Regions from separate parts of the Homo sapiens genome. Here region 2 is linked to region 1. Evidence: read pairs that join two places in POLR2A ChIA-PET (ENCODE). Cell type or tissue: GM12878. All regions are shown on one strand. Each heading gives the region's core, and the rest is flanking DNA. Links, peaks and the distances in the headings are about the cores only. Region 1 holds the start of LINC02498 (long intergenic non-protein coding RNA 2498). Region 2 overlaps HS3ST1 (heparan sulfate-glucosamine 3-sulfotransferase 1).

Evidence for each region. ChIA-PET counts read pairs that join two places held together with the same protein. Peaks named below come from ENCODE experiments on the same cell type or tissue, not always from the same donor. Only the 100,000 strongest peaks of a DNase experiment are listed, where the experiment ranks them.
Region 2: POLR2A ChIA-PET joins it to region 1 with 7 read pairs; 1 of 35 experiments calls an interaction of 5 or more read pairs at or near these places.

What each region holds. Positions count from the first base shown.
Region 1 is chr4:10,725,221-10,741,219 of GRCh38, reverse strand. It overlaps LINC02498 (long intergenic non-protein coding RNA 2498), which reads right to left and starts at 3,629. Exons shown (of 4, transcript XR_925377.3): 1 at 3,443-3,629; 2 at 2,671-3,114. It also overlaps a transcript of CLNK not described here. RefSeq lists a silencer at 8,811-8,860 and enhancers at 13,344-13,393, 13,544-13,673. In GM12878, for the core only: no CTCF peak of the experiment used is centred there; DNase peaks (open chromatin) are centred at 8,719, 9,385, 10,469, 10,956 and 1 weaker place; H3K4me3 peaks cover 1,196 bases; H3K27ac peaks cover 3,479 bases.
Region 2 is chr4:11,395,606-11,411,604 of GRCh38, reverse strand. It overlaps HS3ST1 (heparan sulfate-glucosamine 3-sulfotransferase 1), which reads left to right. Exons shown (of 2, transcript NM_005114.4): 2 at 11,492-15,999. The coding sequence starts at 11,600. The coding sequence ends at 12,523. Among named protein-coding and RNA genes, the nearest start is that of HS3ST1, 25 kb to the left of the region's middle. RefSeq lists an enhancer at 13,621-14,820. In GM12878, for the core only: no CTCF peak of the experiment used is centred there; a DNase peak (open chromatin) is centred at 9,194; H3K27ac peaks cover 560 bases.

The sequences.
Region 1 (15,999 bases), core at 3,052-11,051:
AAACTGATACCTCTGTAACACCTAAACTGGAAACCTGTGTTTAGAGCTTGGGAGAGAAAGAGGAGGAATAGTAGATCAACTAAGAGACAGGAAGAGGAGAAGACCTAGAAGAATGTGGTTCCTGCATGCCTCGTTGGTGATATTGCACCACAAAATAGCAATTTGTCATAAAGCAAAATTTATAGTTCTCAAGAAAAAAAAACATTAAAATGTTTAGTTTTTCTTCACAGGATCTTAAAACATTCTAAAAATCACTAAGAATATTTGGTGAAGATTTAGTTCTCACCAAAGGTAACTAAAAATGACTTGTCCACAGTCCCACACATGATGAAGCTTAAGCTGTACTAACCTCACATACTCCTCTCCTATCTTGGGATTTATTTACTTTTCCAACTCCGAATTCCATATCTGATTAGGAGGGCAGCCACCATGACAGAAAGAACCCAATTTTGCATCTTAGCCCTCCAAACAAAACTACATTTTACTCCTAAAGAAAACAGGACTTCCTTTAGGCTTAGGTTGCTACGTTGAACTCTGCAGGCTAGAGAGTTTTTCCAACAAATGAGCCTAACTCAACTTTCACCTTAGAAATCAGAAATAAGAGTAATCCATTCTTCACATTAAACATACAGCATATAAGCCACAAACAGAGTGTCAGAGAATTTCTTCTTGACAACATCTTGTATTCATCAGTTGGAATTCATTTAGCAGAAAAGACCCCTTCTGTCCCTATGAGCCACCACTTCTAGCCCTGCTATGACTAAAGCCGATTCCTGTTGACACAGCTCATTTTTGTTTTCTTATCTGTATAGTAGATAGATTCCTACCACATAAACACCTCATGCATGTTATGTCAGGTATAACTGGCAAAAACATTGTTTTCTTATACTAGTTTGAAAGGAAACTAGATCAGCTGTAGACAGCTTTGAAAAATTGAGTGCTTATTAAATTTAACAGCAGCAACAAAAATTTTGTTGTCCATCTTTTCATGAAGGGAGTAGAGAGGGAAACTAGCTAATTCAATATGAATATGATAGAACACTGCTTAGGACTTTCCAAAGAATTGAATGGGAAGGGTATGAAGCATTAAAAAGCAATGAGACAAGAGAGCAACCTGGGCCTGGCATCCTCACGTCCCTCCTCCTCTTAGCTTTGTCTCCATAATCTACCTATGTCTCCAATTGATTATGTATTTATCCCTCTAATTATCTTTCTATTTACATGTATGTGTCATTTACCATCCATATCAATTTTTAAAATGTGTATGTAGGTATCTGCTCATTTGACTCTCTGTTCTTATGACTCTCTGTTCTTATTTTAAAATTTTCTTTATTTTACAGGCATACATTGGGCACTTATTGTTATTAGTCAGTCCCTCTATTAGTAGGGATATGATAGTCAATAATGTAAACACCTGGCCTCCATTAGCTTACAGTTAAATGGAGACAGACTGACAAGTGACCCTAATAACACTTCAGTGGGATGAACTCTTTCACGCAGTCAGCACATGGTGCTGTGGGGACATGAAGGAGTGATGTCTGAAGGATACTTGGTGGATGGATAGGAATTAAACAGTCAAGGAAGGGAGGAGGAACAGAATGCAGAGAGAATAGGGTGCATCATGATGTGCAGAAGTAAAAGGAAAGTCAAAATCTGATTAATCTGAAAAGTTGTCTGTATTAGTCCATTTTCATACTGCTATAAAGTCTATTTTCACACTGGGTAATTTATGAAGAAAAGAGATTTAATAGTTCCACAGGCTTACCATAGTTCCACAGGCTTATCAGGAAGCATAACTGAGAAGCCTCAGGAAGATTACAATCACGGCAGAAGGTGAAGGGGAAGCAAACACATCTCCCATGGTGGAGCAGGAGAGAGAGCAAGGGGGGATGTGCCACACTTTTAAACTAGCTCATGAGAACTCACTCACTATCATGATAACAGCATGGGGGAAATCCACCCCCTTGATCCAATCACCTCCCACCAGGTCCCTCCCCTGGCATGTGGGGATTACAATTCGACCTGAGATTTGTGTGGGAACACAAAACCACACCGTATCAGTGTGTGTAGGACCAAGTTAAATTTTTGCTTCATCTCACTATGGGCTTGCTTCTCAACAAGAGACATAAATGTAATGTAACTGGAACTCCACCCAGAGCACCTACAATCCAAACATAAACATGCAGTGTGGTTTAATTCACATTCCCGGAAATAGGAGAATGCTGATGTCATGCAAAACATTCAAACATCAACACAGACTTGAGTATATTGTCAGGTTATATGATAAACACAAACCCGGGAGGTTGTTTGGCAATATGTGGAAAACAAATTACTGTTAACAGAGCCAACTGGTGGAAAAAGGCAAAAATAAACAAACAAACAAACAAAAAATAGATACCAGGAAACAAAGCAGGAAAGTCAGCCCAGCACTAGTATTGTATTATGTATTCCTTATTACTGCTTGGAGAATTTGTGTTTTCATGTAATATATTGCTATCCCAGGTGAAAACAACTGAGAATGTCAGTTGTTATCCAAGTAGGATTAAGAATCTGGTTTCTACACTGAAGTGTCGATCTAGCACGTTTTTCTCTTTGGATTCGGTCTTCTAAACACAGCCTATTAAAAGATGATTTAATTGGCATTTTGTTAGAAGGTTAATGAAAACTTACCAAAAATAGCTTGTGAAGGAAGTAGATAGGAACACAAAGGAAAAATACATTCTAATAGCACAAATTATTTTCTTTCGTTCAGGCTTCTTTTCGGAGGCAGTTTTAAAAATACTGGGTCAATAACTTAGCCTTTGGCAGTCTTGCCTCTCCAGTGGCCTCCATTATTGCTTGAGGGTTCTCTCTAACTCCTGCTCCATTCTTCTGCTTACATATTGTTGGCTAAAAGGCTTTTTTATTCACCCAACAAATCCTATTGATGGTGCGTTGCATATTTATCCTTGCCACACACAACTGCGGTTTGATTCTTTTCTGTTTGCCACTTTCCCAAGAAATTACATTTTCATGTGCATCCTTTGAGAACTGTTTATAAATCCTACTTCTGAGAGGTTTTGCTACAGTTGACTTTTATTCTTTTCCCAAACACAAAGCTCCTCATTGTCTATCCTGTGCAGAGAAACAAAGGTAAAATATACATGTAGTGCTCACCTCCAAAGAATTCATTGTCTGGTGGGAAAATGAGATAAATAGAAAATTATAATAAAATCAGATATGTGAAATGTTAATGATACAGAGTCAAAGATAAAGAAAAAGTAACACAGGCTGAGAGAAGGGCGAGGGGGAGTTCTCAATTCACAATTCACACTACCCAAAACACAGATGGTTTTATGTCATGAAAAGGAATCAATCCTGTGAGTTAACTCAACTTACCTAATGAACTCCCCATTCAACTCCCCATTTGAATACTATCTTTGCATTGTAATTGTATACTTACTTTTATCTTGAAGCCACCAAGAAGCCATTAAAAATTTAAAATAAGAGTCTACTTATTTTGACTTCCACCTCTTTCTCTAGCTGGATTTCTCTTCCTGCTCTACCTTGGATTCTTCTATTCACATGAGCCTTGCTCCTTCACTAAACCGCAAACCCGCACTTCTCTCTCTGAAGCAAGTGGAGCAAGTAAGGAGGCTACCAAAGTCTGACTCACAGAGAACAAGAGGTCAGCACACATCATAATCACCATCATTGTCACCGTAGCAACCATCACGTTGGTTGAGCATTTAGTAAAGATGTGTAGTGGGTGGTATGTGCATTTCACCAATATCCTTAAGAAAGCTTTATGTCACCTCTATTAAGTTGGAATTATTCTCTTTGTTTTGTAGATGATGAATTAGGTGCTCAGAGAGTTCCTGACACTTGCCAAGGTCGTTCGGCTGGGCAATACCTGAACCATTTGGACATAGGCTGGGGACGTGGGCCAGATGCTGTATTAATCAAAACTGGAGCTCACAAGATTTGCCTGATAGTGAACCTAGGACTGTCATTTTGGAACTGCTTAAATCCCACTTTTCTGTTTCAATTCCAAAAGCCCTGGCTATGAGAATGAGGGAGAGGCCAAGAGCACAGAGCAGGCAAAGCTGGCAAGACAACCGCAGGTTCTCCCCCTGCCACTGGAGGGGCTCTTCTGCCCTTGCTGCTCACCAGTCTCTACTCTCATCTTGTTGAATCGGCTGCTCAGTCTCCTGTGGCACAGCCATATGTATTCAAACTCATGTAGGCACAAAGGGCCTGGTGGGGATTGAAACTCAGGTCTCTGAAGTGGCATAATGTGTGCCCCTTTGCTCTGCTAAGGTTACAGGTAATGTATTAGCTGCAAGTTCTGAGTGTCAATTCAGCTTTTTTCTGGCTACCCAACCTTCTGCCAGGTGCTGGACAATTGCTCTCATGATGGTCCAGTACTGCTCTAAGCCTGAGTCTCCTTCCTGTCCCCTGTGCTCCAAGATTGATAACTAGATTGCTGCCCCAACCCTTGGATTCAAGCCTCTTTTAATAACCCATTACTCCCATGATCCCCAATCTTTCAAAGACTGAGCCCCCAACTTTCCTTCTTGGCTATCCTTCTATCCTCAAATAGAAGCTTCCGCAAAAGCCAAACATGTAGCTTGAGCCCAGCTCCTTGATGAAAGAGCTGAGGCTGCTAACTTGCCACCCACTAATTTCTAAGCCTGTCCTCCCTCATGTTCTTGTTATTCTGTCTTTCCTGTCTGCCAAGCCTTATTTTATAATCTCACATTTCACCCTGATGCTAATAAATAGGACAAAGACCAGGAACCCCATAACTGGCAGAATAAGATCTCAACTGTTTAACATAGAGAAGGTGTGCTCATGATGACATAGACCCCAGCAACCTCTTCAGCCTCACTCTTCCCGTCACAGGCTATGCCGACCTGAAATGACCCTGGCCCACAAAACAGCTTGAATTTTCATGGATGCACCATGCTGTTCATACCACTGCCCATTTTTATTTATTGAGATTTTTTTAAAGCATTATCGAGGCCTAATTTGTATACAATAAACTGCCCATATTTAATGTATACAATGTGATGATTTTGGACATACCTGTGAAGCCATCACCACAATATTAAGGCAATGGCTGGGTGCGGTGGCTCACACCTGTAATCCCAGCACTTTGGGAGGCTGAGGCAGGCAGATCACTTGAAGTCAGGAGTTTGAGACCAGCCTGGCCAACATGGTGAAACCCCATCTCCACTAAAAATACAAAAATTAGCCGGGCATGGTGGTGAGTACCTGTAATCCCAGCTACTTGGGAGGCTGAGGAAGGAGAATTGCTTGAACCCAGAAGGCGGAGTTTGTAGTGAGCTGAGATCATGCCACTGCACTCCAGCCTGGGTGACAGAGCGAGACTCTGTCTCAAAACAAACAAACAATAACAAGAAAAAAAAAACACCAATATTAAGGCAATAAACATATCCTGCACCTCTAAATTTTTCTTGTGTTCTTTTTGTTTTATTTGCTTATTTGTTTATTTGGTAAGAAAACTTGACATTAATTTTTTAAATTCGTACTAGAGTATTGATGACTATAGGCACTATGCTGTACAAAAAAATCTCTAGAACTTATTAGTCTTGCATATATGAAAACTTATACAATTTTGTTCTACTTTTTAAACTTATTCATCCTTCAAATCTAGAGCTTAGTTCACCTCCCCTAGGAAGGTAAAATGTACCTTTCTCCTTGAGAAATGATCTACGTGTGTGTGTCTACTATTTACTGAAAGTCTGCACTATCTCTGCTTCTTTCATGAATTTCTGTCTTTGCATTTGCATGCTCCCAGAGTTCTATCCAATGGGTACCTTGGCAGGAAAGTGAGCTGAAATCCATTTGACTAGTTAGCTAGCTTATTCCAGGGCTATAAAACAACAGTCCCAGGGGCCTGTATGGTTGTCAGACATTTCTAATAGATCATAGTTCTCTTTCCTACTGAGCCAGCCCAGGATCTCAGAACTCTTTGTAAAGTTATGCTGCAGGCAACCACCACCAATCAATGTGAAATGGAATATGAACTTATTTTCATCAAAAGATTCCATGAAAACAGTGAGAAGGCAAGTCCCATCTTGGGAGAAGATATTTTCAATGGACATAACAAAGCATTAGCATCCTGATCTTACATAGAATGCCTCTAAATAAAGAAAGAAAAGAGATGGCACATTTGCCGTCTTCACTCTAGGAACATTCGGATGGGAGAAATCTTGAGTTTCCTGACCTCAGGGCTTACCCTTCATTGACATAAACAACAGGCACCATAGGAACATGTGACTGTTTGATGTCAACAGCAGGTGTGAGTCAGGCTTATGTGCCACCCGCCCCCGCCACCCACCTCAACTCAGCTCACCTGCTTTGTCCTAGAGCCAGCAGAGTCCAGGCTGCTGTTAACAACTTCATGTCCCCGTGGGTAGCAGGCAGGTGCTTCTGTCTGATCTGGCTCTCCTTGACCACTGTACTCATCAAATAGACCAAGATCCCCAGAGTCCAAGATCCTTACAAGGGGGCCAGAAAGGGATGAGCTTTCTGAAGAAGCACTGATGTAAAATACCAGGAATTTTGACATCGAAGAAGATTTTTGTGATGGCAGCTGGGATTTGGCCATAATCTAGAAGACACATGGTGAATACAGTTGCAAGTCATTTAGTCATATTTCTTGCTAAATTGCTGTGTCTTCAATGGTGAGTCTGTTCAACTTTACTTTTGTTATGCTTCCCTCAATCACGAAAAGGACAAACTTCTCAACAGACTGGTCCTGAGTAAAAGTGACCTGAATTCTCTGATAAAGAAGAGGGAAAGATTCGGCTGGGTAATGCCAGGTTTGTCTCACTTGACAGTACAATGTAACTAGTTTTGCCATAATGTTGTGAGAGGAGATATGTGTGGGCCCAAGACCAGAATGGTGGAACTATGCAATCAATCGTAGATTTATAGCATTGCATGCAACAAAATGCCCAGGTTTGGTGTCAGGAAGCCCAGGTTCAGGCTTTGCAAATCCTACGATTGGGAATCAGTTCCTTAACCTCTCTGACTTTTGGCTAACTTGATTATAAAACCACGTAAAGAAAGGCTTTTCATATGGTTGTTCTAGGGAAAAAAATGAGATAATGACTATAAACCTCACAGAAGTGCAGGCACATAGTAGATGCTTATTGAGTAGTGGTTTGTCTTCTCCTATTCCACTCCAAAGGAAAAAGAAGAGAAAAGAAAAGAAAAAGATATGTATCTCTAATGGGCCAGCTGGCCATAGACTAACTTTAAAAATGCACTCTTAGGAAGTAAACATTAGCAATATATATTCAGAAACGACTCTTCAGGAGAATGGCACTTATGTATGATGGATATGCAGGAATGTCAACTCTCTGGGGCTGGAACACATTGCTGCATTCTCTGTAGAACTCTAGCACTTAGTTCAGCAGCAACACAGAACTAATATTCTATGAAAAGTGATAAAAGCATCTCTGGACAAAATACAACAAGCTCCTATCAACTACAGCCAGCAAAAGAAGATGGACAGCATGGTGCCTGGCATATGGCAGATGCTCAGAATGAATAAATTAGCAGGACTTTGAAAAACACACAGATGCATGGCAAACCAGGTAGTGCATAAAATTAATAATCATAGAAAGCAATGTGCTATCATTCACTGAAGGTGCTAGGCACTTTGAAACACTCATTTTCTCAATACCTAACTTGGAAAAAAAGTCCCCATTTTATACATCAGAAAACTAAGACCAAGAGAGTTTCTCCAGCTTACCAAGTATAACATGGTTAATACATAATGAAGCAGGAACTTGACTGTCTCCAAAGGTGTTTTTCTTAAGACTCACCTGGCCCAGGACTGATGGGGACAAGATCTGAACGGGCAGTGAAGGGGGGAAGGTGGGCTGTTGTCATGAATGTCCGGGGTGGTGGTGACTTGAAGAGTTTGGTGACTAAGAGGTGGATTGTGGCACAGGGTTTATGGGCAGACGTGGGGGCTGTAGTGGCATCAGGGCTCTTGCCATGAAAGAGGTCTGGCAGAGGCACCCCCAAGACAGGCAGCTGAGGAGACAGGAAGCTGTGGCTATCACCTGGGGATAGGGGAAATAAAAGCCAATGCCATAATTGACAGCTATAACCGAAAGGGGGGCTTGGAATTGCTGGTGGATTATTTTCCCTCTACATTGAAGCTGCTCATTTGTCTTCTTAATCTTGGGTTGTGCTTTCTGAAATCTCCTGCACTAGAAATTTCCTAAAATGAAATGTCAGAGCCTTTACTGTCCTATTCACTCCCGCCAAAAGGGAGCAGCATAAATAATTCATATTATTCTCTTTAGGATCATGTTGGCAAAAATATATTAGCAGATATAATTGTCTGACACTTCAAGGAAGTGATGTTTTAAAAATAGGAACCCATGAGGAGGGAGAGAGAGAAAAAACACCTGACTCACTTGGCTTCCTGTGGCTATTTATTTTAAAGATAAGGCTTTTTTTTTTTTGGTCCTCGAGTTGCTGTCATATATATATTTATAATGTGCAACACACCTCTTCTAGGTTCTTAATTCATCAATTCTCACCTCTTCTGCCTCTCCTCTACAAGTTTAGTCTTTGATTGCCATGGAACTTCAGAGTTAGATGGAATGTAAAAGGCTAGTCCCCATTCAGAGCTTGAACCCCTGTCCTTGGGTGTTTACTCAAATTCAAACAAAACCACTCAGTGACAGTGGAAAACCCCCTCGTCTCACCACAGGACTTTTCCAAGTTCAGTCATACCATTTCACTCCTACTTAAAAACCTGTAGCTTTTTCACTTGTCATTAAGATGAAGTTCAAAAATCCATAACAGCCTTGCCAATCTCTCTCTCACCACAGGGCCTTTGCAGGGGCTGCTAGCTTTGTGTGCTCCTCAAATCCTGTTAAATCCGCCCAACCTTCAGTAATGTGCCAGATGTAGCTTAAATGAGCTCACAAAGACTGACTGTTAAATTTTCAGACATTTTATGAGCTGATTGTTCAACAGAGCTATTATTAAAAATGAAATTACATAAACTCATAAATATATTAAAAGCAAAGGTAATAAATATGCAAAACTCATTACTTTCTAATTATTTTCACCACATTGTACTCTATAATCTTGAGGTCATTTTTGTATAATAAAAATGCTATATGATGGTGGCTACTGCACTTGTCTTCCCAATTCCACATTCATATTGATTGCTTGAAATCAGCCATAATGAGGACATTTACAACATGAAAATCAGCAAACACTACTCACTAGGGCTTGTCCCCTGCCCCACCACTCAGAGAGACCGTTGCTAATCCTTTAGGAACAAACCACTGCTTCAAACTCACCAAACTTCAGACTACGTTAGATTTGCATGTGGTATGATTTCACAGGACTGAATTCCTTTCTTGCAAAGCCTTCTCTTTTTGTAGTTACACTTTAACAGTAACTGATACTACTACATGTATGGATTCTGCCCTCCATGAGAGCAGAATTCTTGACACATTTTGCACACCATGATGATATCGCAGCAACAAAAAGGATGCCACACTCATAAGAAATTATTGGTTAATAACTGTAGGGTAAATATCAAACTCAAATTGTTAGAAACATTCAACATGAGTGGAAATCTTCAGCCCCTTTTAAGAGAGAATAACAAAATATCTTAACAGATGAAAGAGAGTTCCTCTTAGGAAGAATCTGTCTTTCTTTGAAGTAACATTCATAAGTTGAGGTTATAGAAAAAGCCTGAGAATTGTGATTACCAGAAACTAAGGAACAAAAGATGTGGCTAAAAACCCCTGCATGAGAGGAGAGGAATGGGTAGCCCGGTGGCATGAGACTGGAGGACTGGGAGCCCCGAACCACCCGGGGAGAAATCCCCTGTGGTTGCATTGCGAGAGACTGTCTCAGAAAAAGAATATCTGATAGTTCATTTGAAGTTTTTGTTGATGAGAAGTAAATAATTCTTTTTCTAAAACTAATACATAATGATTGTGCAAATTTCTGGAGAAGTTGGTTAATGGGTACAAAAAAACAGTTACATAGAAGGAATATGGTCTAATGTTTGATAGCACTGTGTGATGACTATAGTTCACAATAATTTATGGTATATGTCAAAGTAGCTAGAAGAGAACATATGGAATGTTCTCAACACAAATGATAAATGTTTGAAGTGCTGGATATTTTAAATACCTTGATTTGATTATTACACATTGTATGCGTGTATCACAATGTCACGTGTACCTAAGAAATCTGTAGCTTTCCTTCCTAACTAAACCTTAGTAAAGTCCACACACAAAAAGATGTGTGTGTGTGTATGTGTGCATGTGAGTGTAAATTAATTAAGCGAATGAATTCCATGCTTGAGATGGTACCATGGGGAATAGATACAGTATGCATGTGATGGTTAAAAAAAACCCTCATACACTGAAATGGTTAAACGTACATATGAGTTGTAAACCAGAGGTGACCACAATGAAGTAAGAATAGACCCATATGAAACTCTCAGTAGTTCTGGAGTTTCCAGTACATGAGGCATGTACGATTTTGATCGGTTGGGTTTTTTCCCTTTGATCTCAACGTGCTGGGAGATTGGGAACATGTATTTCAGCGGTGGTTCTATTTCTAAATCTATAGAGTAGGACATACTTCACTTGTAGTTGCAACTCCCTTTTGAGGTAGGGGAAAGGGAAATTTGGAGCCACCCAGAAATGTATTCAAATGCAAGATTAAAAATTCAATGTAGAGTTCAAGGTCATTATATTTATCCAGCAAGAACCAATGAAGGCTGAATGGGAATGAATAGTAGGCAGATTTTCAGATATATTTTGGAGGGAGCACAATCAGTACGACTTGACAATAGACCAACATTGAAGGTGAGGGAAACAGATGAGTCATATAATGACTCTCAGAGTTGAGGGCATGCTGGTATCACTTAGTGAAATGGGGGAAAACTGCAGGAGCACCACACCATGGAAGGAAATTCTTTACAATGTGAGGTTCAATGGTGCAGTGATGAGCCAGGGTGGCCGCAGATGGTGGCTATGCAGACCGTGAGCTTGCCAGGTAGGTGCCCAGAAACACTCATGATGCAGTGGCGTGACTAGGGCCCCACAGCCACTGCCAACACAGCCACTGGCCATATCTTTTGGCTTTTAATCATCACCTCACATTGTGCTACTCAGCATCCTGTTGGTTTCTTTGGATAAACTTAGAGGTTTGATTCATATAAATCAGTGTCTATATTTCAAATCCATTTGTTTTTCAAAAACAAATGGCAGTAAAAGTATTGTCTTGATACTGAATATAGTAACCGTTCTGGAAAATTTCCAACATGCATCTTTTGTGATCTTTCATATTTGCAAGAATTATACCTTAAACATTTAATGAAACGTGGTCAAGTAAATATCATGGGGAAAAAGTTAATGGGCAGGTAATTATACATAAATTATATGTTTCAAACTTTTGCAACGTTCCTTACAGTTCTTACAGTATAGAGGTTTAAGGGACATCAAGAGCAAACCATGACAGTATTTGACTTTCCATTTCTGATTGTTTCACTTGAGATAATGGCTTCTAGTTTCATCAGTGTTGCTTCAAAAGGCATGATTTCATTCTTTGTTATGGCTGAATAGTATTTCAGTGTGTGAGTGGGTATGTGTGGGTGTGGGTGAGTGTGTAACATTTTCTTTATTTATCCCTTGATGGACACTGAGGTTGACACTTTGCTCTCGTGAATGGTGCTGCAGTAAACATGCAAGTGAGGGCCTGTTTTTCAAATAACAATTTATTTTCTTTTGGGTAGATACTCAGTAGTGGGATTACTAGATGAAATGGTAGTTTTGTTTCAGTTGTTTGAGAAATCTCCATACTGTTTTCCATAGAGGCTGTACTAATTTACATTGCTACTAACAGTATATAAGACTTCCCTTTTCTCCACACCCTCTCCAACATCTGTTATTTTTTGACTTTTTAGTAATAGCCATTCTGACTGGTGTAAGACCAGTAAAAGACAATCCAGACCCTAAATTAAAAGGTACAGAGTGCCAAACAGGACACAAAGAGAAAAATTCAGAAGAGGAAGCAGCCATTCTCACTTAGCAATGATCCAAAGATTTGAGTATGAGATATTAACAAGGATTATATATTATCAGGAAATTAACAGAAATCATCATATAAAACATGCATCTGGGTTGAAGTTCATGGCAAAAGATATGATTCCACAGAATAATTAATTGCTGTATAAAGTGATCAAACTTGGATACGTTTAAACATACAAGTCAAGAATAATATCAAAGGTATATGCTAAAAATATAAGAAAGGGGCCGGGTGTGGTAGCTCACACCTGTAATCCCAGCACTTTGGGAGGCCAAGGCGGGCAGATCACGAGATCAGGAGATCAAGACCATCCTGGCTAACTAACATGGCGAAACCCCGTCTCTACTAAAAATACAAAAAAAACAAAATTAGCCAGGCGTGGTGGCAGGCGCCTGTAGTCCCTGCTATTCAGGAGGCTGAGGCAGGAGAACAGTGTGAACCCGGGAGGTGGGAGATGGCGCCAATGCACTCCAGCCTGGGTGACAGATGGAGACTCCGTTTCAAAAAAAAAAAAAAAAAGAAAGAAAGAAAGAAAGAAAGAAAGGATACATCACACACAGATCAGTGACCACTGAGGTGATGGCAAACCTGCAGCAGTTCTTTGGTAAAGGTACCTGTTGACCAAGGGGAAGCCAAGAGATTTTGCTTCAGGCATCATGTCATGTTATTTCTCAACACTAAGGTCAACTATTATAAATGCTTTTAGCTACACACACACACACACACACACACACACACTCTTTAGAATAAAATGTTGCTTTGTTCCTGTTTGTTCTTCACAATAGAACAATGGAACACCTAATTAAAAACTCATGGTATTTGTGTATTCTTCTAAAAACGTTTGGCAAATATTGTTTTTGGGGAGACAAGAGAGGTTTTGTGAAGGAGTTGCATCATGGTTTCTCAGTGTCATCACTCCTGACATTCAGGGCTGGATAATTCTTTGTTGTGCTGAGCTGCCCTGGGCTGCCCCTCGCACTGTAGGATGTTCAGCAGTAGCCCTGGCCCCATCAGTAGATACCAGAAGCCTTTCCCCAGTTCTGACAACCAAATATGTCTCCAGACATTGTACGATACCCTCTAGGAGGCAAAATATTTTTAACGTAAGACTGTTTTCGTGTCTATCCATGTGTACCTCTAATTTGGTGGTTCTCAACCTTGAGCACAGTATGCAGAATCCCCTAGAGAGCTTGTTAAAAAAAATTGCTAAGCCCCATCTTCAGATTTTCTGATTCACTAGAACTGGTTGGGGCCCAGGAATATGCACTTCTTATAAGTTATCAGATGATTTTGATGTCACTGGTCCTGGAACCACTGTTCTAGTTTATTTCTTCTCTCTGCTGCCTGGTGTTCCATTATTTACATCTCCAGTATTTTACTTATTCGTTGCTCTAGTGTTGGACAGCTTGGCTGTCTCCACTTCCCTCTTCTCACGAACAAGGCTGCAGTCAGCATTCTGATGACTGTCCCCTCACCCTTTGGGGTGTGACTTTCTCTAGGTCTATACCCAGGAATGGCACTGCAGGCCCATAGGGTGTGTAGATGCTTTATTTCAATAAGTGCTGTCTGATCACACTTTAGAATAGCTGATCGCAAGGTATGCATAAATAGCTGTATCCCCATTTAACAGAGGAGGAAACTATGAAGCAGGAATTTAATTAGACTGACCCCCTCCAATTCCACCATTAACACAGCTAGTGAGTGAATGTCTTGGTGAAACCCCAGTCTCACTCCACCCTGCTGGTAACTGACGAAATGATCTTTCAGTGGCCTTGTGTTCCACCACGGAATTTTCCACGACTCTCAAGCTGACCTTCAGTATGAGCCCCACCTGCAAACTGTGCTTGTTTAACCTCCTACTCATGTCCTTAAGTGGGCAGAAAGATCAGTTATTTTGCTGAGAATTTTGCAAGTGAAAAGAGAATGGCTCTTGCTCTATATGAGTTCCCCACATAATTGACTTGGATTTCCTGGGTCAAATTTCAATACTTTTACGGTTTGAGAATGAGTTGTTGCCACATGTCCCCTGTGCCTGCTTGTGAGTCTCAGGCTTCTGCACTGACCACTACATAAAGGAATGCCTGGGATACTGCTGTGTCTGAGGAACAAACTCCAGACTTGATGTGATGATGCTCAAAAGATACCTATTGCATTTTGGCCCGTCACTTGCTATCTGGCCCTAAAGAAACACGTATTACACATACATGTCTGTTACAGGTAACAACACATTTTCATAGCAACAGTTCCATTTGATCTCTAACCTTCCTGCTAGGTAACAGCAAGCAGGCATTGTCATACCCACGGGAAGGATGCAGCTCACAAAGAGGGATTCTAAACCATGTGGTTTATCATGGGTGGAGGTGGAGGGGCATGTCTTTCCCACTTCAAACTACCCTAAAACCTCTGGGCTTCAGTTCTTGCAATTATATAATTGAAAGGTTAAAAAGGTTGTTTTAATCTTCATTAATAATAATTCTACAACTGAAATCTTCGCTCTACCCTGTTATGGGTTAATTATGTCCACCTGGAATTCATATGCTGAAATCCTAATGTCCAGGACCTAGGAGTGTAACCTTACCTGGAAACAGAGCAATTGCAGATGTAATTAGTTAAGATGAGGGCATACTGGAGTGGGTTGGGCCCCTAATCCACTATAACTGGTGTCCTTACAAAAAGAGGAAATTTCAACACAGATACACACATAGGGCCAGGCATGGTGGCTCACGCCTATAATCCCAGCACTTTGGGAGGCCAAGTCGGGTGAATCACGAGGTCAAGAGATCGAGACCATCCTGGCCAACATGGTGAAACCTTATCTCCACTAAAAATACAAAAATTAGCTGGGTGTGGTGGCAGGCGTCTGTAGTCCCAGCTACCTGAGGCGTGAGGCAGGAGAATCGCTTGAACCCGAGAGGCAGAGGTTGCAATGAACCAAGATCTCACCACTGCACTCCAGCCATGTGAAGGTAAAGGTGGGGGTCTAGGGTGATGCTAGCAGAAGCCACGGGATATCAAAGATTGCCAGAAACCCCAGGAGCAAGTAGAGGCCTGGAACAGATTCTCCTTCACAGTCCAGAGAAGGAACCAGCCCTGCCCACACCTTGCTCACAGCCTCTGGTCCCCAGAACTGTGAGACAATATATTTCTATTGGTGTCAGCCACTCTGTTTGTGCTGCTTTGATACAACATGCCTGGCAAACTAACAGATCTGCAATACCGCATTTATAGGAATCTCCTTTTAAACGTTTTTTCTTTTTTCTTTTTTTTTTTTAGACGGAGTCTCCCTCTGTCGCCCAGGCTGGAGTGCAGTGGCGCATCTCGGCTCACTGCAAGGTCCGCCTCCCGGGTTCACGCCATTCTCCTGCCTCAGCCTCCCGAGTAGCTGGGACTACAGGCGCCCGCCAACACGCCCGGCTAATTTTTTGTACTTTTTTAGTAGAGAAGGTGTTTCACCATGTTAGCCAGGATGGTCTCGATCTCCTGACCTTGTGATCCGCCCGCCTTGGCCTCCCAAAGTGTAAACTTTTATTTCTAAATGTCCTACAGAATGTGTTTTTCGCTGGGGAGGGGAAATGGGGATGGAGCATTTTCTTTCTACAGCTTGGATTTATGGGGGGGTAGTCACTTCTGATGGCCGAGGAACCTGCACGGGCGTCCTTGCAGATGCTGTGAAGGAGGAGGCTAGGGAGGGGTGGGTGCCCTCCGCTTCCAGTTCCAGAAAATATCTTGCCCACACTTCTTTACCTAGAATTCACACTCCACCCAAATGAAGGCTAGGGCCCAGGCCATCTGGTACACATAACAAATGATAATGCAAAGATGTGAGCCCTGGCCTGGTGCAAAGCCAGAGGAGAGGGGACCCTGGCAGAGTGGAAAGGGTGTGCTCCAGTCAAGGCATTAAAT
Region 2 (15,999 bases), core at 5,302-13,301, 670 kb before region 1:
GTGTGGTGTGCACGATCTAGGTGTTGTTTCTCTGGATAGATTACATGGCATTTAAATATTTCAAGATTAGCAAGATGATTAAACAGCACCTCCTGTTTAAAGTAAAGCTTGAGTTAGAGGCAAATGAGATACTAATTTACTTGTAGAACCTGAAGCATCAGTATAATGAAATATTCAACTTGAATGACACTTTAAAAACATTTCAAGTAAGGGACAGATGGAAATCACAGTGGTGTGTATATGTATGTGGGCCAGAGGAAAGAACCATGTACTATTGCTTTATTTAGTGCTATCATATGAAGTGCAACAGTTTTTTCAATATAAAATCAAAACCCACTAGGGCATACTACTCATATTATTTCTATGCCAGTTTTCCCCTTGAGCTCTTTCAGGCATGGATGCCGCTTTGTCATTGCTCTATCCCTGGTGTTTTTCATGGTGCCTGGCAATACTAAGCACTCTCTTAAATGTTTGTTTTCAAATGATCATGATAAACCAAGAGCACACATACCTAAAAAGAAAGATAGTAAAAAGTTCCTGGGCCAAAGCTGAACAAAAGTTTCCAAGTTACACCATTAACTTTTCTCAAGTCAGAGCCTGTACATAGTGAAGTGACACTGCTGAGATTTAAGTTCAGGACTATATGCTTCATCCCAATGCCAGGGCTATTTTTCCTCTACTTTTTTATTTATTTATTTATTTATTTATTTTTTGAGATGGAGTCTCGCTCTGTTGCCCAGGCTGGAGTGCCATGGTGTGATCTTGGCTCACTGCAAACTCTGCCTCCCAGGTTCAAGCAATTCTCCTGCCTCAGCCTCCTGAGTAGCTGGGATTACAGGCGTGTGCCACCACGCCTGGCTAATTTTTGTATTTTTAGTAGAGACAGGGTTTCACCATGTTTGACCGGCTGGTCTTGAACTCTTGACCTCATGTTCTACCCGCCTTGGCCTCCCAAAAGTGCTGGGATTACAGGCATAAGCCACCGCTCCCAGCCTCCTCTACCCTCTTTCTAAATTTCTAGAGAGAACACTGCAGCCTCTCAAGCTGTGGGTCCTGTAGCCTCATCCACACCAGCACCTGCCATGGCCTGTGCTCCCCACAGCATATCTTAGCATAGGCTGAGGCTTTCCTTGTACCCCATTTGGCTTTTTCTCCTACTGCCCTGAATGAATGCTTCCGTGGGACTTCCTTCTGAGCAATGGCCAAGTTTTCTCCAAGATTGTGTTCGAACATGATCTTTGCTGTGAGGTCCTTCGAGGCCCTCCCTGACCCTCTGCCAGCTCCCATCTCTTTCCTCTGGGCTCTTGAGTTTCCACGGCTGGATCTATGTCTACTCTGAGGTCTAGTCATTCATTCCTTCCACGTGCATCTTCCACATTATAAGGTGCTCCTTGAGGACAGGGACGGGATTATTTCAGTGTCCCCAGGGACTCAGTACAATTTTAGAAACATCGTAGATGTCTTGTAAGAGTTTGAGTGATCACCTATGGGCAAAGCATAGACCTTAGGCATTGCTCTTTGCAGACTTGCCATTCAGTCTTTTTTATTTTTATTTTTTCCTTTTCTTCACTTTACTTGGCAACTTATATCCATTTATGAGATTCCTAAAAATCAGCACTTTTCACATAAATATCCATAGTTGAGTTTTGAGAAATGTGAAGATCAGACCACTCTGGTCCCTGGTCTCTGACAATATCTGCCAGAGTTGGCAGCACCTGCTTCTTTAGCCAAACTACACACACAGCTGATTGCCACCGTCTCCCATCAGCCAGCTGGCTTCATACATAGATGTCACTTGCCTAAACCTGGAAGCATCTGAGTGCTGCCCCTGGAAATACACACAGTGGAGGAAGTCCCAGCCAAACAGTTTTGCTTTACTAATTATTCTGAGGACCATGTACTAGTCAGCTAGGGCTGCTATCATCAAATACCTTGCAATGGATGGTTTAAACAATAGATATTTATTTCTCACAGCTCTGGAGGCTGGAAGTTCAAGATCAAGGTGTCAGCAGAAGTGGTTCTTCATGAAACCCCATTCCTTGCTCGCAGAGGGCCACGTTTTGCCTGTGCCTTCACATGGTGGAGAGAATGAGAGAGAGAGACAGAGTGAGCTCTGTTTTATCTTCCTCTTCTTATAAGGACACCAATCTTGTCAGAATGGAGCCCCACCCTTACAACCTTATGGAAATCCGATCATCTAAAGCCCCCACCTCCAAATACCATCACACTGAGGGTTAGGGTCTCAACCTATGAATTTGGGGAGGACAAAAACATTCAGTCCATAACAACCTGGCTCAAGAAATGAGACAAATCATCTCTCCCTGTTTGTCCAAATTGTTTCAGGGGAAACAATTTACTTTGGTTTGTATAAATTTATTTTCAGCTGTGAATTATTCCAATCTTCCTTACCCAAACAAAAAAGGACAGATTTCCATGTGTCTGGGGGTTAGTAAGATGCAAATTGGGAGACCCATGTTTCTGAGTCAGTTCAGTCCCTGCAGGCCTGACCTTGGGGTTCTTGTTCTCTGCTTACCTCAGTTTGTCTATCTGCAAAATGATAAGACAGAACAAGATGATGGCACATGGCTATTTTGCCTCTGATGCCTTGTGTGTCTTTCCTGACCACTTCTGGGTTAACATAAAAGATTTGTGGGTACTCACCATCTGCAGGGTGACAGATGACTGTCCACCCCAGCCAGGGGAGCTTCTTCAGCTAAGATGGCACCTCTCAGAGGCTCAGTCATACCTGGAGCAGGGGCTGAAGCCATGCACCCCACTGTGGGCCCAAGGCAGCCCAGGTCCTGTCTCCTGTCTGCTATGGGGCTCCTCTTCCACTCAGTTGCACTGAGTAATAAGAGAAGCCCCGTCTGTCCGCCCTCCTGTCACGGAGCTCTGCTGCACAGTGCCTGAGCCAGTGTGTTTCTGCTTCTAATGAAGGATTTATTTAGGTCACTGCTGCCTTCTGTGCACAGCAATGCAGATTAAACATGTTGAGAAGTAACTTCTCCTCTTCCTTCACTGGGGCCTGCCTCACCACTGCACACACCTGGCTGCTCATCATTCGTTCAGGAGCCCTTTATGAAGGACCCACAGCCACTGCGTGCCCTTCTACAGAGAGCTAAATTATTTCTATGTGTCACTGTCCTTTCTTCTTTGAGCTTCTGTCTGGTTGAGTCACTGCAGTACTTTGCATCATGAACAAATGTGTTTGACTAATTATCATCCCAGGATCCCATTTATACCACCCAACATTTTTTTTTTAAGGGACAAAAATAGCTACCATGATTTGAGAGCTTACCACAGGCCAGTCAGTATGGCAATGCCCTAAGCATGCCACATGTACTTTTTTATTTAATCCTCACAGTAAATATGTAGGGCCAAGACATTCAATCTCAAGCTCTGAGTTTCAGGGCTGTCTTGCAGATTTCAAGTTACAGAGCTAAGATTTGAGACTGGGTTTTTGGCTCTAAATCCTGTTAATTCCCAGCATCTTTCCTCCATCTCCCGCCTCCCAAAATACAAACTCAGCAGACAAAATAATCCCTGTCTATTTTGTCTACCACAATTGTTTTCAGTCCTGGAATTAAAAATATACTACCCCAACAACAGTAGGAAACAAACAAATAAAAAACAAAAGACATTGCCCATCTCTGCCCCAGGCCAAGAGTATCAGAATCTGAATTGGCACCCACATTCTAAGCTCACAGGGTCCTAGCCATGCCAAAGACTATCGAGGGTTACATCAGCTCCTCTGGGAATTTATGAGGAATACAGAATCCCAGGCCTCTGCTCAGGCCTCTTGCATTAGAATCTGCATTTGTAACTGGCTTTCCAAGTGACTTGCGTGCATATGCATGTTTGGAAAGCACTATGCCTGATGACTGTAACTTGCAGCCACAAGTCCCTCCCAGGAGGAAATCTTTAGTTACCTCTCATGCGAATTTTTTATCCAGATCCTTGGGCCATAATCCTTCACCTGATCTGGACAATAATGTTGTGTGGGTTGACTTCAGACCACCTATGGGACAGGTTGCATTTATCATTCTCATTTTATCAAGGAGCACTTAGAGGCTCACAAATAACACCAAGATGGGAATCCTTATCCCAGTGACTACACCAAGCTGCCTCCCTTGGCTTGCCAAAGCATCTCCTTCCTTCAATTTCAGAGAATTCAATTTATTATCCAGTTAAACGTTTGTAAATATGGCACCTCTCAGACATGCAGAGGATTCAAGGAAGCACAGAAGGCTAGAGGAGGAGATATTCGAATAGTCCTCCTCTTTTTCAAGGAAAAAGTGGGGCCAATTACTGTAACTTATCCCCCACTGCATAGTAAATGTGGTCCAAGGAAGCTTATTAACATTATGTGGCCTGACTTACGGTCCTTTCTACCCTAAACTCTTTTCACCCCATCCCACCTCACAGCAATTACCATAAGGAAATCCAAACAAAAGTGAATGTCAACATTTGTTGAAGATTGACATGTATAGGCAATTTCAAGAAAATAAATATTTATGTAGGTCTTGAAATATCACTGTCCTCTCATAGGCTGACAGGCACAAACTAAACGTATTTCCAATTTCATTGTTTCTAAAATGACCTGCCAAGGATGAAAATCTGACACCACTGTGAGGTGCTCTTCCATAGCTATGCAAAGATGAAAGTGAAGACATGTTTCGTTCTTAACAATGAAAAAATAATCTTATACTTTTGATTGCCCAGAAGTTTGGTAGATTAAAAAAAAAAAAGACAGTTTTGTTGTTCAACCTGTGTTTCTCATGTTTCAGTACGTTCCAGAAAATTAAATCACTCAACACCATGGGATTCTTGGAAAGAAGCAGTTCTCGCATAACAGTATAATAAATCTCACACTTCTATCTCATTGTGGTTTTAAGTAAGCTCTCCCTTGCCTGGAATGCACTCCCCACTGCCCAAGGGGAAGCATCACCATTCAAAGGGGACAAAAGCACACCGTGGGCTTTGAGGATGGCCAGTGGAATATTTTAGTTTTGATATTTCCTGGTTCTGTGACCTTGAGGAGGTCATTTAACCTTAACAGCATGTATCCATTTCTGTCATGGCAGATATGAATATGAAAGGCAGGCCATTAACATTTGTTGAATAACTGTGTGCCAGACACTGTGCCGTGTATTTGGCATGGGTCATCTTATTTAATTATGATGACACCCCTATCAAGTAGATTTAAGCTCATATTTGCAGAGGGGAATGTGGAGACCCAGAGAGGTTAGACATTTACTGAGGTCAGTTAGCAGTAAGAATTCTAGCTTGGATTTACCTGATTGCAAAAGATTCTTTGCTCATCTACTACTCCCCACCACCTTTTTATTGCTTAAAAATATAAAATAAAATGAGAACAACCACCTCTTGTATTGTTGCAAGTATTAGAAGAAATAATTTATACCCAAGTGCTTACCACCTGGCACCCAGTGAGTGCTCAGCAGGTAATCTCTTTCCTTCTAACCCTTTTGTTAAATCCCATAAGTGAATTGTGGTTGTATGCTTTGATCATCCCTGCTACCCTAGAGGAGATTCCTGCCTGTGACAGTGTGTCACCATCTCTCATTGAGGGGCTGTGAAGGTGTCCTGCAGACAGACAGATGGCAGGCATCGCTGTTCCAGATTCATTAAATGTACCTCTTGTGAAATATCCTAGTTATTTCATTTCATCTATGAATATGTTCCAGTAGTGGGACTGAGAGAATATATTACAGTTAATTACATTTGAAATCTAGGTCATGATGTGAATTATGTAATAAGGAGACATAAGGAGAAAATGAAAATATTTTTGAAGGGTTATTTCATTGCTTCCCCTCTTTTTTAATCCAAATATTTTCTAGGCTCTCAGGTGATGTCGCCCAATCACGATTAGAAATGCTGAGTCCCCCTTTCAACATCTGGTTTCTGCTTGACTCTCTAGAGACAGAAGTTTCAAACCCTTAAAGTTTCTCTTCCTACTGTGTTAAAATATGTTCCCAGTACCTTCCAGCTATTTGCCTGTCTACTGCATTTGACAAGTTCATTCAGCAAACAAAATGTCTAGTATGTGCTATATACCAGAAATCATGCCAGGCCCGAGGGGACAGAGTAGAGCAAGGCAAGACCTCCATTTGCAGGAAAGGCCTCCTTGGAAAGGAGTTTAGATTTAATTCCAAGTGCAAGGGAAGCCTCCATCTGGAAGATTCTGTGGAATCTCCCTTGGGTTTCCCATGCCTGGCATGTGGCTACTGTCTTCACAGTGGGACTCGAGGAAGCTTACTGTTGCTGATAGGAAGGACCTTAATCTTTTCAATTCATGAAACTCAGGCCTTGGGTTTTCACCATAACACCCAGAAAACAGCCTCCCTGATAAAGGGAAGTAAATGGAGGGGTAGCTGGGTCTCCCTTTGGGACCTATTAACCCATCGGAGGTTCATTTTGCCCATCTTAGCAAGTCTGGGCCTTCACAGAAATTCTGTCCTTCATCAAAGAATTGGTGCAAGGCACAACTATTCAACAGGACCAAAGAAGTAGAGCCAAGTTCATTAATAACTTGCTCACTAACTCCAGACATTGCCAAGAAAAGTGAAAGTGACAGTGAAGTTCCTGGCTTTGTTTAGACTGAGTTTGAATCCTTTCACCTCCTCTAACTTTCTAGACACAAGACTTCATTTCTCTGAACCTCACTTTTTAAAATAAAAACATCACTTACCTTGAGGACTTGCAGTGAGGATTACAGCAAGCCCTGTGTGGAAAGTTGCCAGTCTAGTGCCTGCTCAGTAGCAATTGCTGCAGATGGGAGCTGCAATCATTGCTTTTGCCAAGGATGTGGCCTCAGCTCCAGGTGCTATAGAGAATTCTGTATCCATGCCCACATCAGCCAAGTGCTTCAACTGTCAAAAGGTCCCATTTGTTTACTTTTACCTGGTTTGTTTCTTGAGGGAGAAGATCGAATTTGCCTTTGTGCTGCCTGCAGGTTCAAACCTGCCTTCCTGGTTCTTCTCCTGTTCAGGAAGCTCCTAATCTGTGAGTGCGTAGAGAATCTTGCTTTCAGGAGAGTGTGTTCCACACTTAAAGACCTCTCAGATTAAGAATTGCAAACATGCCCAGTGCTATCTATCTCTGTGCTCTCTAACTCAATTGCCACCAGCCATATGTGTCCTTGAGATGTGCTACACAGGAAATATATATGCACTTGGATTTTGAAGACTGGGTAGAAAAAAATGCAAAATATTTCATTAATTTTATATAGTGATTAGGCCAGGTATGGTGGCTCACACCTGGAATCCAAGCACTTTGGGAGACCGAAACAGGTGGATCACTTGAGGTCAGGAGTTCGAGACCAGTCTGACCAACATGGCGAAACCCCATCTCTACTAAAATTATAATACAAAAATTAGCCAGCTGTGGTGGCACACACCTGTGGTCCCAGCTACTTGGGAAGCTGAGGCACAAGAACTACTTGAACCCAGAATGCAGAGGTCACAGTGAGCTGAGATCATGTCACTGCACTCCAGCCTGGGCGACAGAGGAAGACTCTGTCTCAAAAAAGAAAAATTATATAGTGATTATAGGTTAGAGTGATAACACTTTAGATCTATTAAGCTATGTAGAATATATGTTTTAAAATGTCTGAATGCATATGTTATACACAATATATTTATATTGGACAGTCCTGACACACATTGTTTCATTTCAGTCTCAAAGTAATCATTTGAAGCAGGTGGAATTATTACCATTTTACAGATGAGGAAACTGAAGCTAAGAGAGGTTAAGTCACTTTGACCAAGGTCCAAACTAGAGACAGGAATCCTGACTCCAGGGCCTGTGCAATTCATTTGGACCCTTCTACTGAACAGAACAAATGAGCAAGTTTGACCCTGTACTACACATACCCTGTGTGTCAGCTGACACTGGAAGTTGGTGGCCAGGGAGTTGTCATTGCTGGGTAGATTTTGTTGGGTTTTTCTTCTATGGAATCCCAAAAATATTGTCATTATTTTACATTACAACCACTTACTCGGAAGACAGTAGTAACAGCAACTAGACTACAGAACTGGACTTCTGGAGCCAAAAGTCCTAGGAACAGATTTACTATGTGACACTGGGCAAGTCATCTTGGGGTGTGAAAGGCAGGGACTAAGTGACTCCCTTCTTCCCTGATGTTTATAACTTCATTGTCAAGATCAAGGTGGCACACAGGAATGGCTTACAGGTTCACCTGAGCTTGGGAATCTTTTTGTTTCTGAGAGTGTTACAAAAAGGACCAGAAATCCTTTCTGTGCCACTGGGAAGTCCAAATTACAAAACCACAAGAGGAAGTTGGCTCCCAATGCCCACAGTGTGTATGTAATATAAAACAGGTTATACTATATTTAGCTATGAATATATGTGTGCATACATTTACACACACAAACACATATGTACTTATACACATTTTTACATATACACATAAAAGATACACATGGGGTATACACATGATATATATGCTATATATAGTATGTGTGTATGTATATGTGTGCGTATATACTTGCATATGTGTATATAAGACATTAGCTAATTTCTTTCTCTATTAGCCTCAAATATTTTTGAATGAAAAAGGTCTAGACATAAGTAAATACATTTTTAGAAAGGATTAAAATACAAACAAGGAGCTTATAAGCTACTTAACTTCCCAATACGTTGTTGTTATTTTCTTTCATAAAGGACAAACTATATTTAGTTTCTTCTCTACTGTCTGCTGGTAATTCTCCTTCAGGAAAGAAACCTCAGATGTACACTACACTAACCAGGATGCCTCAGGTTAGAGTTGAAGGAGCATAAACAGTCAGATAATATGAATTTCAGATCTGGCCTCTGCCTCTACACTTAGGTATCAAATAATATGAATGTGTTGTTCCCTGAGTCTGAACATGGAACTATAAGATGGTGATAGCAGTGACCAACACACAGTATAGCTCTCTAAAGGGTAGTAGTTAGTCCCTCTCTCACTTGACCTACCTGTTATACCTGCACACACACACACACATGCATGCATACACATACAGACACACTCAAGCATGCACATACAATTGCATACATTCTCACATCTCAAACATGTAAGAGCCAAGCACAATTGGTACATTTGGTCGAACCACATAGGTGACTTGAGAAGGAAATGAAATTCAGCTGAAACACCCTGAAACCATCACTTGACTAAAAAAATTGGCCTGTTAAATTTAGTTCACCAATCGGTAGAACCAACCTGAAACCTCATCGTTCTTGGCTATCCTTTCTAAAGCATTCTTGATTTTTTCTTAAAGAGTTACATCACTGATCTCTCAGGTCCCTTCTCCAGTGCACTGTGGTTCTCTAAAACCTTCCATCTATTTGATTACTTGCTCTTTAATATGTTTTTCAAAGAAGATAACAATATCTGAGAAAGGTAGATTAGCTGGTTGATCATAAAAATGGATGTCCTGGAATTTGTTCTTCCTTTATTCATTCTGGACAAGTTTTAAACTAATGAAGTAAATTTTGAAACTACCGTACAAAAGATGATGAGTCCTCTTGATGGAGAATATTTTTACTAGCTTTGTAAATCCCTCAGTCCCCAAGCCAGGCCTGTCTCTTACGCTTCCCTTAATGTGTTTTAACAGAGATGACTCAAGTGAAAGCAACTAATCTCCTCTTTAGGGGATAGCGTGAAACACAGACTGATGAGTATCAGCTCCTTGAAAACATAAACCCTTGACTGGTCTGTCTTGTGGAACCCCACAGCATCTAGGCCAGCAGTTCCTGTGTCCTTTACTGCCTAAATGTTATAAATCTTAAATAGGTAAAGAGGAGAAGTTTTGTGGAAAAGATGTGGTTTGTGGATAAAGAACACTGAGTTTAGAGTTTTCAATTTGGGCTCTAAATTTTGAAATAGACTAATAGAATTGTGTCCTTAGACAAGACTACCCTCTATAAAATGGTGGTGACAGGCCAGGCGCAGTGGCTCATGCCTGTAATCCCAGCACTTTGGGAGGCCGAGGCAGGCAGATCACCTGAGGGTGGGATTTCGAGACCAGCCTGACCAACATAGAGAAAGCCCATCTCTATTAAAAATACAAAATTAGCTGGGCGTGGTGGCACATGCCTGTAATCTCAGCTACTCGGGAGACTGAGGCAGGAAAATCACTTGAACCGGGGAGGCGGAGGTTGCGGTGAGCTGAGATCACACCATTGCACTCCAGCCTGAGCAACAAGAGCAAAACTCCATAAAAAAAAAAAAAAAATGGCGGTGACATCTGCCTTGCCTTCCTACCTTACAGTGTAGGGTTGTAGTGACAATAGCTGAATATAGTATGAGACCACATTATCAATAGTAAAGCTTTGTACAAATGAAGGCTTTTTTGCACTTTGTAGTAATTTCACTTGTTTATCCCTCCAGGCCTATTTCAAATGTTTCCTCCACTGTGAAACCATCCCCAATTATTTTAGGCAAAATGAATGAACATGTGTCTTCATAGTACCCTACCAAAATTACAATCATAACATATATCTCCCTGATGCCTACAGTCAGGCTGCGTCAATTAACTTTTGCCAATTTCCCGCTGCAATACAAACCACTCCAAAACTCAGGGGCTTAAAACCACAATCATGCATCTTCACTCATGAGCTGGGATGGCTCTGTGTGTCTTTCATCCTCCCTCTGGGACCATGGGCTAGCCAGGGCATATTCTTCTCATGGCAAAGCCAATAGTGAAAGAGGGTGAGCAAAAACACACAAGGCCTCTTGCAGCCAGGCTGGGGACTGATACGTTGTCACATCTGCTCATATGCTAGTAGCAAGGCCAATTCAAGAGTTGGACACAAGGTGAAGAATTGGGACTAATCATGCAATCTTTCATACTAATTCACATGCTCTGTTAGATTAGGAGCCCCTGGCTGGAAGAGTGGGGGCAGGAACAAAGCCTGCTTCTATATCACCTGCCCCTTTGCCAGGGACTGGTGAGTAGTAGATATTTTATTGATTTTTGCTGAGTTCCAAAGGGTCTTCCCAACCCTTTCCTTTATAGCAAGGGTTAGCATGCTCTGACTAGGGAGGCAAACCTGGCCTGGTTGTATGCAGCCAGCTAAACATATAAAATGATTGCAAAAAATAACAATAGTAAGAAGGAAAATAATATTTAATGACACGTGAAAATTATATGAAATTCACTCAGTGCCCATAAATAGAGTGTTCTTGGAACACAACCACACCCATTCCCTTGTGTGTTGTCTATGGCTGCATTTCATCTATAATAGCACGGTTGGAGTTGGAGTTGGCATAAAGTATGTCCCCTAAAGCCTAAAATACTTATTCTCTGGACTTTTGCAGAAAATGTTTGCCATCGGCTCCTGTATAGGATAAGAAACTGAGAGTCCTGGGGAGGTGAATATAGGCCTCACTACAGAGTGGCTACAGAGTTGTTAGTTGAATTATCCCTGTATTTGTTATATGTTAATATCTTCCCTTTTTGTTCCCTAGTAATTGAAGGCCTGAAACGCCCATGTGCCACTGACTAGGAGGCTTCCCTGCTGCGGCACTTCATGACCCAGCGGCGCGCGGCCCAGTGAAGCCACCGTGGTGTCCAGCATGGCCGCGCTGCTCCTGGGCGCGGTGCTGCTGGTGGCCCAGCCCCAGCTAGTGCCTTCCCGCCCCGCCGAGCTAGGCCAGCAGGAGCTTCTGCGGAAAGCGGGGACCCTCCAGGATGACGTCCGCGATGGCGTGGCCCCAAACGGCTCTGCCCAGCAGTTGCCGCAGACCATCATCATCGGCGTGCGCAAGGGCGGCACGCGCGCACTGCTGGAGATGCTCAGCCTGCACCCCGACGTGGCGGCCGCGGAGAACGAGGTCCACTTCTTCGACTGGGAGGAGCATTACAGCCACGGCTTGGGCTGGTACCTCAGCCAGATGCCCTTCTCCTGGCCACACCAGCTCACAGTGGAGAAGACCCCCGCGTATTTCACGTCGCCCAAAGTGCCTGAGCGAGTCTACAGCATGAACCCGTCCATCCGGCTGCTGCTCATCCTGCGAGACCCGTCGGAGCGCGTGCTATCTGACTACACCCAAGTGTTCTACAACCACATGCAGAAGCACAAGCCCTACCCGTCCATCGAGGAGTTCCTGGTGCGCGATGGCAGGCTCAATGTGGACTACAAGGCCCTCAACCGCAGCCTCTACCACGTGCACATGCAGAACTGGCTGCGCTTTTTCCCGCTGCGCCACATCCACATTGTGGACGGCGACCGCCTCATCAGGGACCCCTTCCCTGAGATCCAAAAGGTCGAGAGGTTCCTAAAGCTGTCGCCGCAGATCAATGCTTCGAACTTCTACTTTAACAAAACCAAGGGCTTTTACTGCCTGCGGGACAGCGGCCGGGACCGCTGCTTACATGAGTCCAAAGGCCGGGCGCACCCCCAAGTCGATCCCAAACTACTCAATAAACTGCACGAATATTTTCATGAGCCAAATAAGAAGTTCTTCGAGCTTGTTGGCAGAACATTTGACTGGCACTGATTTGCAATAAGCTAAGCTCAGAAACTTTCCTACTGTAAGTTCTGGTGTACATCTGAGGGGAAAAAGAATTTTAAAAAAGCATTTAAGGTATAATTTATTTGTAAAATCCATAAAGTACTTCTGTACAGTATTAGATTCACAATTGCCATATATACTAGTTATATTTTTCTACTTGTTAAATGGAGGGCATTTTGTATTGTTTTTCATGGTTGTTAACATTGTGTAATATGTCTCTATATGAAGGAACTAAACTATTTCACTGAAAAAAAAAAAAAGATTTTTTCTGGAGACGCTATGTTTTTTTGAATATAATTAACTTGCCCCCAACTCAAAATAGCTGTCTGTGTTGCAATCATTGCAAAATCTAAATTCTTTTGTTACTTAAAAAAACATGTTTTTCATGGCTATTACAATCCTCTCTCTCCCCTCTCCTTTCTGCATTGCTCTTTTTAATTTTTAATGTCTCATTGTGATCATCAGATTTATTTTTACTTGGATTGTAAGATTTATCTCCTCGGCGATTCCTTGTCATTTTTGGAGGTCACAGTTTTACTCATTCCCATGTGTAAACTTCAAGTAAACAAAGCAATATTCAGGATGGAGAAGCAGTTAGTGACTGGCTAGAGGTCTCTTGGGATCCATCTTGACCTCAAAGAATATTTGCACATGCTTCTGATCTCAGCAGTTATAATAAAGAGGATTAAACCCTTGGCCTTCAGAATGATCTTGGACCTGGATACTTTGCCCCAGGTGGCAGCTGGCCTCCAGAAAGCCAATTAGAATAGAAAAGAGAAACTGCGAAATCTATGCGTGTCTTCATCCTGTCGGTTCTGTGAAAGGCTGACTAAAAGGGTAGTAGTCTTTTGCTTAGTCTGAAAGTCTGCTTACTTCCTGAAAGACACATTGGCATTATAGACATATATTCCATATGCACTGAGACATAAATATGTGTATGTTTCAAAATCAACTCTAAATTTGGAGTCCTGAATGTGAAAGAAAAAGTAAGTTCCCAAGTGTTGAAGTTAAAAAGAGAAAAGGGCAGAGTTGAAGGTAGCACCTAAGAGAACCACTGTACCTGCCCCCAGAGGAGTGGCTGGAGTTCAGTTTTACTTCTGCCCCTGAGCAGCCAGCTTGTTGGAGATGGTCACATAAACCCTTCTTATCCTCAGTTTTTTCATGCATTCTTCATGCAGTCAGCCTTTTACAGAATTAAACCCATTGGATTTTAATAAAAATAAAACATTCATTACAGTAAAAGAGAAAATACAAACAAGCAAAATAAACCGGCTTCCTGACATGGTTTATACCGCAGGAAAATGACAGAAATGGACGTTATTAATCATCTCCTACACTTAAGAACTCATTGAAATTTCTCCAAGCAACCCCAGGATGCAGATATTATTATGGAAATTTCAAAGAGGAGGAATTAGGCCCAGAGAACATGAGAAACTTGCCCAAGGTCACATTGACTATAAACTCAGGCTTAGAGGCTACTCAGAGCCAAAGCACAGGTTATTTATGTATTTAGTTTTTACCCAACTCTTTCTGAACTCAAAAGGAAAAGCCCAGACTCAGAGCCAGTTCTTCCTGACCTGACTTAACATTTCTTCCCAGGTGCCAAATATCTTCCATCCTAAGAGGTGTGTCCCAGATACAGGAAGGGCAAGAAGAAGCCTGCATTTTTCTCAGCAGTGTTATCAGGGAAGTGAGTCACCTTGGTACGTTTCAGCAGCTCCAGCCTGACCTGACCTTAGCATGGCCTATGCCCCACCCCATATCATGAACAGAGAGCAGAGAGGATGCCTTCCTCTTTAGAATCCATTGAAGTTGTCATTAAGCCATCATCTCCCCCAGAGGAAGTAGCAGAAATATTTACAGCAGGCCCCTGGTGGACATGGTACTTTTCAATAGGCAGAGAGCCTCCCTCTGCAGCACATCGTTGGATCTTGCTTTTACCATACTCCTTGAAGAGCTGAAGAAATAAGAGGGCCCAGCAAGGTTAAGTCAAGTTTCCAAGCCTGTTCAGGAATATGGTGACTGAAAGGAAACTGCAATGAGAGTCTCTGACTGAAGAAGATGCTCTTTGCAAACTGCCTGTAAATTCCTGTCCCCTGACAGGGATGGTCTGGTAGAAGCATGAACTGTGGATGCAAGAGGCAGCGGGGAGGAGTGGAGGAAGACAGGACCAGCACATGGAATATAATCTAGCTGCTGGGACTGGCATAGTCGATGGAGGCGGTGGTCCAGTGTAAAATGATCAGTGAATGTAAATTCAATATGTTTTCATTTGGGGGTGCAGAGTCGTGGCTAAAGGAATGTTCAAATGAGTCTACCATGAGCAAGGGATCAGAGGTCCTAGTGGCACTATCTGTTCATTCATTTTTGGTACAACCCCAGCCAGTCATTGAGAAGGTACACTGTGTAAGAAACCATCACTCCAGACTTACCCAAGGTATTTATTGCTAGATCTCACCAAGCACTGTCAAATTCAAAGGAGGCCCTGTAGTAGACCCTGGGCTGTCCTTACAGGGCCAAAATGCAGTGACTCAGGAGCCTAATAGCACCCGGTCCCTCCAAAACATGCCTTCTACCAATTCCATTAACAGAGACAGGTGTCAGTGGAAGGGGTGGGTCTCCTGTCCAGACCACCCCGGCCCGGGAGCAGCCTGGGGGATCTAGGTGGGTCCTTCCAGAGAGGCAAGTGAGAACAACTGAACCAAGCCTCAGCTATTAGATTTGGAATATTCACACACTTGACACTCCAGAGTCAGAACAGCCCCTTCCCTTTCCCTTCCTCCTGGAATCAGATAGGGTTGAAATCCTTTTAACACCATTTGGTTATCAGCTCACAACCTGAAGGTTTGCAAGTTTAGGAAAAGTGACATGCCTCTGAGCACAGGGTGCTTTACTCCTTCTGTGCTTGGAGGCTTACCCAACTGAAAGGAGATGGAGGGCAGGAGAGGCCGATGCCTAGCGTGCCTGCTGCTTACAGGGGTGGTGTCACAGGTCACCATTATTCATTAAAATTTTACTTTTTTGATCCCCTACCACATGCTCAACATGGTATTGAGTCCTCAAGAATATAAAAAGAAAATACAACAGGAACCAGTAGTCATTAACTGTTTGTTCTGGACTTTAATAAAAGTACAGAGGGTCTTGGAGTACAAAGGCAAAGACATTTAGCTGTGTATAGAATGGGTGGGGGAATGTGTTCCATGGTTTGGCATTCAGTTCAGCAACATTCCTGAGAGAAATCAACTAGCCCCCTTATAGAGAAGAGGAAACTGAGATTTAAAAAGTGGTCCTGGCCGGGTGTAGTGGCTCACGCCTGTAATCCCAGCACTTTGGGAGGCCAAGACAGGTGAATCACGAGGTCAGGAGTTCAAGACCAGCCTGACCAACATGGTGAAACCCCATCTCTACTAAAAATACAAAAATGTGCCAGGCATGGTGGCGAGTGCCTGTAATCCCAGCTA